3 separate regions of the Homo sapiens genome follow, and regions 2 and 3 are each linked to region 1. Evidence: chromatin contacts called from ENCODE Hi-C or POLR2A ChIA-PET data. All regions are on one chromosome and are shown on one strand. Each heading gives the region's core, a stretch centred on a gene start or an enhancer-like site at or near the end of the contact. The rest is flanking DNA. Distances are from core to core; before and after follow the strand shown. Region 1 holds the start of IRX1 (iroquois homeobox 1). Region 2 holds the start of IRX2 (iroquois homeobox 2). Region 3 has its middle 250 kb from the start of LINC02063.

What was found. A loop is a pair of places that touch in the nucleus more often than their neighbours do. ChIA-PET counts read pairs that join two places held with the same protein, here RNA polymerase II (POLR2A). Pooled maps may share reads with other maps.
Region 2: a map of mammary epithelial cell shows a loop between it and region 1 (15-fold over the local background). The contact joins the promoter of IRX2 here to the promoter of IRX1 in region 1. A Hi-C loop is called at or near these places in 17 of 168 maps with a recorded cell type or tissue (GM23248, MCF 10A, cardiac septum and 10 more), 17 of 37 single-sample maps with no recorded cell type and 25 of 50 pooled maps. POLR2A ChIA-PET finds 5 or more read pairs at or near these places in 2 of 52 experiments (AG04449 and MCF 10A).
Region 3: a loop to region 1 is called in a map of mammary epithelial cell, with 6 times the contacts of the local background. The contact joins the enhancer-like site here to the promoter of IRX1 in region 1. A Hi-C loop is called at or near these places in 1 of 168 maps with a recorded cell type or tissue (mammary epithelial cell) and 1 of 50 pooled maps.

What each region holds. Positions count from the first base shown.
Region 1 is chr5:3,594,482-3,597,115 of GRCh38, forward strand. IRX1 (iroquois homeobox 1) reads left to right here and starts at 1,351. Exons shown (of 4, transcript NM_024337.4): 1 at 1,351-1,900. The coding sequence starts at 1,625. RefSeq lists a silencer at 1,054-1,348.
Region 2 is chr5:2,750,333-2,752,966 of GRCh38, forward strand. IRX2 (iroquois homeobox 2) reads right to left here and starts at 1,345. Exons shown (of 4, transcript NM_033267.5): 1 at 833-1,345. The coding sequence starts at 1,081. IRX2-DT (IRX2 divergent transcript) reads left to right here and starts at 1,561. Exons shown (of 4, transcript NR_122126.2): 1 at 1,561-2,132; 2 at 2,348-2,422. RefSeq lists an enhancer at 1,460-2,384.
Region 3 is chr5:4,385,018-4,387,651 of GRCh38, forward strand. No RefSeq gene overlaps it. Among named protein-coding and RNA genes, the nearest start is that of LINC02063, 250 kb to the left of the region's middle. Within about 2 kb of position 1,299, at least 2 of the 41 ENCODE cell types and tissues checked have a DNase peak (open chromatin) inside an H3K27ac peak, as active enhancers do; they include mammary epithelial cell, where a contact is called at or near this core.

The DNA.
Region 1 (2,634 bases), core at 101-2,600:
CCGTAGCCCCAACCCGGCCTAAAGCCGAGAAGACGCCAGAGTGCGCTGCTGAAATTCCCGCGGAGTCCGGTGTGCTGGAGAGCCGCAGCGGGGTGAACTCCCGGCCCCGTCTCTGCGTAGGAGGTGGTTCGCAAAGTGGCCCCGGGAGCCGGGACTGGTACCCGGTTCCCCACGGCACCGTCCGGAGCTCTCCAGCCACGAGGCGCAGAAGTGGCCTGCCAGCGCCTTCCCAGGCTCAGGGAGGCGAGGAGGCCCGTGCACTTGGCATCTTCTCCCGGGAGCCGCACGGCCAGGGCCGCGGCGAAACGGAGCCCATCTCAAGTGCGCCGCGCCTGGCCGCGTCCTGTAGCCCGACGAGGCTGAGGATGGAGAGGGGAGACGCAGGGAGAAGAGGGACGCGGGACTTGGACCCAAGAGGCCGCTCCGTTGCCGGTCTGGCGGCGGCGCCGACTCGGGTTCGCGCGTTCCACACAAGTTTCCTGTCTGCCTCTGCACACCTGGTGGACAAACCGGGCGTCCAGGCCACACCGTCTTCCCCCTTCGCGGGGGCGCGGGGGATGTTTCCCTCCGGCTGCCAGGGGGCTTTCTGGGTGAAGAGAAAGCCCCTCCCCCCGCGTCTCCCCCACCCCTCCCTCCGAGAACCCGCGGCGCCGACTGCGCCTGCTTCCCCCGAGCTGGCGACTTCTCCGCGGGATTTGCCCTCGCTCAAAGTTTGCACAATTGAAAGAGCCCGCAGAGCTCGGCCGCTCCCCGCTTCCCCAAGGGCGGCGAGGCCGGTCATTGGCAGACGATCGGTTACTACCCAGTAGGGGCCCACGGGAACCCGCATCTGGAGTCGGGGGTGTCACGCCACGCCGGTTCAGTGGCTCGCGGAGAGCGTCCGGGTGCACTTCTGCCAAAGATGTCCCCTGGAGGCCCCGGCCGCGCGGGACTCGGGGGAGAGGCCGCTCCCCCCTCGCTGTCACCAGCGTCCAGGCCGCCGGCCCCTTCCCCGCTGCCCAAACAGTAGAAAAGCAGGCGCCAAGTTGTTTTTGTTAAAAAGGGGACACACCTCGGCCGCGAAACTGCAAACCCGGTGTCAGACAGCTGTAAACCCGTGTCGACAGGTTGTCAGACAGCTGCGGGGGCTGGTCGGGAAGGAGCCCACGGCCTCCGGGCCCACACCCCGCCGCCCCGACGCGCGCGCCCACCGCGAGAGTAGCTGGCCGGGCCGGCACGGGGCACCACGTGCTCGCGGGAGGGGCGGGAGCGGCCGGCGAGGGCGGGCGGGAGGCAGGGAGGGGGCGGGAGGGGAGCCAGGGGCGGGGCCTGCGCTCAAGGGGATGCCAATCAAAGCATCAACTTCAAATTGTGTCTGAAAGCCCCGCCGCCGAGCGGAGGGCGGCCGCCGCAGTCGGCGCGCGATTGCGGATCCGGGCGCAGCCGGGAGCCGGGCGCCTGCGAGCACCGGGCAGAGGAGCCGCGACCGGCCTCCATCTCCCGGCCCGCCCGAGCGCGCCCGGCCGGCCGCCCGCTCCTCCCTAGACCCCTCGCGGCGCCCCCTGCAACCCCCTCCGGCCGGCCTCCGCCTCCCTCCCCGCGCCTTTAATACTCGCCCGCTGCGGCGGTCGCCGAGTCCGCGGACATGTCCTTCCCGCAGCTGGGCTACCCGCAGTACCTGAGCGCCGCGGGGCCGGGCGCCTACGGCGGCGAGCGCCCGGGGGTGCTGGCCGCGGCCGCTGCGGCGGCTGCCGCCGCCTCGTCGGGCCGACCGGGGGCCGCGGAGCTGGGCGGCGGGGCAGGCGCGGCTGCAGTCACCTCGGTGCTGGGCATGTACGCGGCGGCGGGGCCGTACGCGGGCGCGCCCAACTACAGCGCCTTCCTGCCCTACGCCGCGGATCTCAGCCTCTTCTCGCAGATGGTGAGTGCGCCCGGCCTCCCCCGCTTCTCCTCTGTCTCACCCGCGCCAGGGCAAGGGTGGCGGGTCGCCCGGGAGGGAGAGACTACGGGTGGACCTGGTCCGGAAGAGGAACTAGAAAGGTCCGGGGGCAGGTTCCCGGTGGCCGAGGCCGCGGCCCCCGGGGACGCAAGAGGGCTGGGAGGCCGGGCGGGTGACGGCTGGGCCATCTCGGCCTGGGAAAGCGGAAGGCCCGGGCCAGGGAGCGGGTAGCGAGTGAATTCAGAGAGGCCGCAGAAGCAGGCCCGTGGAGCGGTGCCCGCGCTGGAGGTCGGGGGCAAACTCGCCTGGCTCGGCCAGGGCGCCCGGGCAGGCCCACGGGGTTCCTGCAGGTCGGCCCGGCGTAGCGTAGCAGGACTTCCCTTCCTGGCCGCGGGTTCCACTCGCGCGGCCTCTTTAGTTTTCGAACCGAGTCTGGAAAACTTGGTTTTCTCCCTCTTTAGCAGCTCCGAGATAGTTGTATCCGAGTTTGCCAGACAGACCCCTTCTAAGCCTGGTAGAGTCAATCAAAATAATCTTAACAATAGAGGTCCAAAGGGATGGAGAGGTCTCTCCACGGCGTGAGTGCGAATTTGAGATTAAACAAAAATTAAGTTGCAGTAATGTGCTGGTGTCTGAAACGGTGTTTGATTTTACTTTTGTAAGTTGCCCAAGTTTTCATTTCATTTGCACAGAAAGAAAAGCACTTTTCTTCCTGC
Region 2 (2,634 bases), core at 95-2,594, 840 kb before region 1:
AATTCGAGGCATTTGCAGCCTTCGCCAAGGCCCCAGCGACTCGGTCGCTGCCCAGAAATTCCGCCGAGGGCCGGCAGTCGCGACAACCCCGTAATGGCCTCAATCGCCCGTAACGTGCTTCGCCGCGGCCCGGGCCTGGCCCAGCTCAGTAACCTCGAGACTCGCGAGCCGCCCCCAGGTCGCCGGAGCAGGAGCTGCGCTCGGGCCACGGAGGACTCAGGCGGCCCTTAGCGGGTCACGCGCCCGCAAGCACGATATTTGAAAGCATGGTCCGCTGGACAGAGTAAGGCCGAAACCTGGGCGCCTCGGGCCGGACTCCGGAGCCGCAGCTGAATGCTCGGCTCCTGGGCCTAACTCGGTGACCCCCACCGCCCTGAGCCCCGCGAGTGAATGCGAACCGCCCGGCCGTCGGCTCAGAGGCCGCAGTGACGCGGACCCTCGCGCCCCACGCCAATGCAGGCGAGCACACAGCCCGCTCCGAACGCCTCCCCAGGCTGCGGTGCGGAAACCAGGGACAAACGGCGCCAGACCCCGGCCCCGGCGGAGACGCACTTCCCAGGCTCTCAGAGAAAATCAGCCGGCGAGCCGAGGGGACGCGCGGGGGGCGCGCGGGTCCCGGCCGGGCTCAGGGACGTCCCCGCCTGCCGCGCTGCCCTCCCCACCCGGGGCCCGGCTCAGCCTGCGGGGCGGCCAACCGAGCCGGCGACTCCTGAGTCGCCAGCCGCGCCACATTCCCGGCGGCCCCCGCCCGCCGAACCCGAGCCCCGCTCCGCCTGAGCCCCGTCTGGGTCCCGGCGCCCAGGAGTCCCGCGTCCCGCCCGCGCCCGGTTACCATGTAGGACGGGAAGCCGGCGGCGGCGGCGGCGGCGTCGGCCGAGTACTGCAGCGGGCTCCCGAAGCCGGTGGCCGCCTGCGCCGTGAAGGCCGCCGAGCCCGGGTAGGGGCTGAACGCCGAGCCCGACGCCGAGCGCGCCAGCTCCTCGCTGCGCGGAGCCGCCAAAGCCGACGCGCCGTAGGCCGGGCACGAGTAGAGCGCCAGCGAGCCGGGCGCCTGGTACAGGTAGCCCTGCGGGTAGGACATGGTGGGCGCGGGGCGCGGGGCCCGCGTCACGCCGAGCAGCGGGCAGGGCGCGCGGCGCCCTCCATCCACGCCCGGCCGGGGCGCGGCGCGGCGGCGGGCACCCGGACGGCCGGCGGAGGCAGGCCGGCCCGGGTACTAGCCTGGGCGGCCCGCGGGCCGGGGCGGCGGCGGGGTGGCGGTGGCGGCGGCAGCAGCGCGGAGCCGGTGGGCGCAGCCGCGCGCCAGGCCGGCGGTCGGGGTTTGGGGGAGTCTGGAGTCGGGAGTGAGGAGTTGAGGAAGGAGCGCTCGAGTTTCCGAGGGACATTGGAACGCGCAGCTGTCCATCACGCGCTCATCTGCATATTCGGGGGCCCGCCCCTCCCCTGCTCCGCCCGCTGCAGCCTCCGGGCCGCGGCCGGGGGAGGGGCAGAGAGACGGGAGGGAGGCGGGGGAGGGCGGAGGCGACGGAGGCGGGCGGCGGGAGGGACCGGCAGGCTTTTGTGGCGCAGCCGCCTCTCTAGCAGCTCCGGCCCCAGCCCGCGGCTCGCGGACCTGCAGCCCAGCCCGGCCGCGCTGCGTGCCCCGGCGCGCACCCCTCCCACTCCCATCCACTCGGAGCCACGTCCCCTGCCCGGCTCCGGCCGGCTCCCACCGTCCCCGGCCACCGTCTTCGCCCCTGCCCGGCCCCCGCCCCTTCCAGCCACTACCCCGCCCCCACCCCCTTCTCCACCCTCACGGACTAGGCAGAGGCCGCCCGCGGTCAGGCCAGGCCGGGTCCAATTAGGGGACTCACAGCCTGCCCCGCTGTGCACCCCGAGGAGGCCCGGCCCCTGTGTCCAATCCGGAAGTCGCAGGGAAGTGGGGAGGTCAGGATGGTGGCGCCCGCGGCTCGGGTCTTCCTCCGGGCAGTGCGCGCGGCTCTCACTTCCACGGTCCCGGACCTGCTCTGCCTCCTGGCCCGAGGCTCCCCGCGTGGCCTCGCGTCTGGTCGCCTACCCCTCGCGGTCCACTCCGCCCAGCATGGACCTGGATCCGGGGCGCCTTGGTTGCGAATTGCCAGGAGGGCCCTGAGGTGAGCTTTCTGCCCCCAAATCCGCAGCGCAACCCCCGGGGCCCTGAACGTTACGACTTTCCACTGTTGGGAATGACGCCAGGGCTTCAGCTAAGAAGACGCCGTCCCCTAAAGAGTTTTATTTTATTTTGTTTTTCTAAGTTGACTCCTCTTTCAGATTTGTGTTGTCAAAACACTGGGGGGATGATTGTTACCTGACAAACCGCCTCTGGCAGGACCTGAAGCCTCCCAGTCACGTCGAGAACGGGCAGGAGCTCAGGTTGGCGCCGCCGGTGCAGTGGGCATTACAGGTAGCTCAGGTGACGCGCGGCTGGAGTAGGGGGGCGGTTGCCTTGCGGGGCTCAGAAGCGAGGCGGTTGGCGAGGGTTCCTAGGACCCCAGCTTCCTAGAACCCTCTCCCCATCACGCTTCTCCAACCCTTTTCCACTCGGGGATGGCCGAAGAGGGCGTCTGGCTGCCCACTCCGAAGGGTCACCTATGGGGGGCGCTCAGGGGGATGGAA
Region 3 (2,634 bases), core at 49-2,548, 790 kb after region 1:
TAAAACCAAACCAGTAGGGCATCTTGTCCAGGTTGTACTTGAAGTTTTACTGAATGCTTATATTTTTGAGTTTATTGATAGCAACACTTTTCATTCCCAAAATATTATACAGACATTGTGTTGCAGTGTAGACAACAGGAAGTTTTGTTGCTTCCGTTTTTGGTAGGCTAGGTGTTTCAGTGAGGGGGGGGGGGGTTCTAGAATTTTTTGGTAACGGTTAATTACGTTTTTACTTATCTATCCAGGTAAGACTTCTTACGCAAAGAGCTCCTGAGTATCATGTATTCCATGCGTCAATTTCCATGTGGCATTTTCTATATTAATAGGACAGCTGTAGCCTTTTAAAATAAACTTTTTATTTTAAAATAATTTTAGATTTACCAAGTGTTGCAAAGGTAGTACAGGGTCCATATATATTGCTTGCTTGGTTTCCTTATTGTTAACATTTTATTTATCATAATGCATTTGTCACAACTATGGGAACAACACCGGAACATTTCAATTAACCAAATGCCAGAACTTATTCAAATATCAATAGTTTTTCCACCGGTTGCTTTCCTTTGTTCCAGGATCCCATCCCAGAGACCACACTAGTCTGGTCTACACAGCTTCTGGGAGGTTTCCTAGGTGTGTGAGGCTGCGCCTGGTTCTTCATATTCAAAACTATTATCTCCAATATTTTCCAGAGGGACCATGGGCACTGCCTTCTTTGCCCCTCTTCTTCCCTTGATTATTAATTCATTTGATTATTTGGGGAGCGTGTGGCAGGGGCCTACTTGGATGTTTTTGGAGCACTTGCTCCAATAGCCTGTGTTTTCGTACTGAAACCTGATGGGGCTGTTGTAGCAGCCATGTCAGTAGGAATGCTGAGGCACACAGGAAGCCCTTCTGACTTCCTCCCAGCAAAGGGAGAAAACCCTCCCGGAACGGCTCACTCACAATGTAAGGGACCCAGGTGGAACCTGTCATGAGGCTTCTTCCCTCATCCTAATACAATAATTTTCCTTTACCTTCTTTTACACTGTGTTTCCACAGGAAAGCCTGAGTGTCTACAACACATTCACTAGAAATGCTCCTGACCAGAAGAAGGCAATTAAACCAGTCAGTACTGGTTTCAGTTCATCTGGATTTCATATTATTAAACTAATAGAAGGTGCATAAAAAACAGGAACTTAATTAAAAGTTTTGTACAAGAGGCATATTTTCAGAGACCAGGGCCATGGTAGTTTTGTAATATGAGTAATTTAGAAGACTGAAATATTTGGCCAAGGTTCATGCCATTCCTTGAAATATATTGTTCAGTGTGAAGTGGAGCAAGTCTAGGCTGGGCACTTTATTTTGCACCTGCAAATGAGAAAAGTCATTACAGCTGAGGAGATGATTCAGCCAATGCAGTATCTGACTTCTCAGGAGGGAGGACATTTTTTGTCTGGAAGCGATGGATATATATGATTCTAATGAAATGGGCCATTAAAATTTAACTAAGAATATAGAGCACAATTTTAGTTTTTAAAGCCTTGCTTAACAATCAGTAGAGTATTCAATTTACCTCTAAGACTTTTGAAAGAAATATAGAAAATTTGATGTGATAGACTGTCAGATTCATCAGTTATGTCAATGTATATATTTGAATCTGTTATTTCCTTGGTCTATTTAATTTTGTGCCTAAGGGCTTTGAAAACCATCTATTCTAGAGAATAAGACCTTTATCTGGGATTTAAATAGGTCATTTAACTTTATTGTTATTCTGCACAATGATTCTAAATCCAATCATCTCGGTGAAACCCTTAAAATACATGTTTAAGTTCAATAACATAATGGGGAATTAAAAAGCACAAAATAAAATTTAATCTGCACAATTACACTACTTACCGGATGTTATAATTTCTTTAGCTATACTTCAATTAAAATTTCAAAATTGCTGAATATTATGTTCTACTTTTAAAATTGATCCATTAATTGTCCCTAAACCAATGTAAGCACAGGTTTTCTTTTTAATATCTGCTGCCTGATGTAATTATGTTATATATAATTATTTTATCACAGGCAGTTTATGAGTCATGCCTTTGTATTAGCTGTCTCTCTATACCTCACAATGTGCAGGCTGGAATCAATGACGTATTTTAATATGTTTTATTTAGGAAAAACAGGTGGCACCCCCAACCCTACCCCATAGTGTGGTGATATTGTGATAATCAACCTAAATTTAGATCAGTGGGTAATTAAACTGGATTCCAACATTGTAATACAATGTGAAGTCCAGATGAACTTCAGTTAGCAAAATCCCTTTATGCACTGAAATAGACTTGACTTGAGCTCTTCACAAACCCTGGCTGGGATATTTGGATTGGAGTACATGGTTTACGTGGGCTGCTTCTCAAATGTCTCCATTGGTCAGGGACACCTCCTGGAAGGCCGCCTAAATGGATGATCCCTAGCCACAAGTATTAGACCTTTTCAATGAGAATCATACATGACAAAGAGGTGATAAAAGAAAAGTACAGAAAAAATGTGAATGAGTTCTGTATTCAGAGGATTAATTGTCTGATTTATGAAACTTGCGGTTAGCCTCAGTCAGGATTCTTCACATTGTTGGCTCTCTGCTTAATTCTGCAATGTTGGGAAGATCATCAT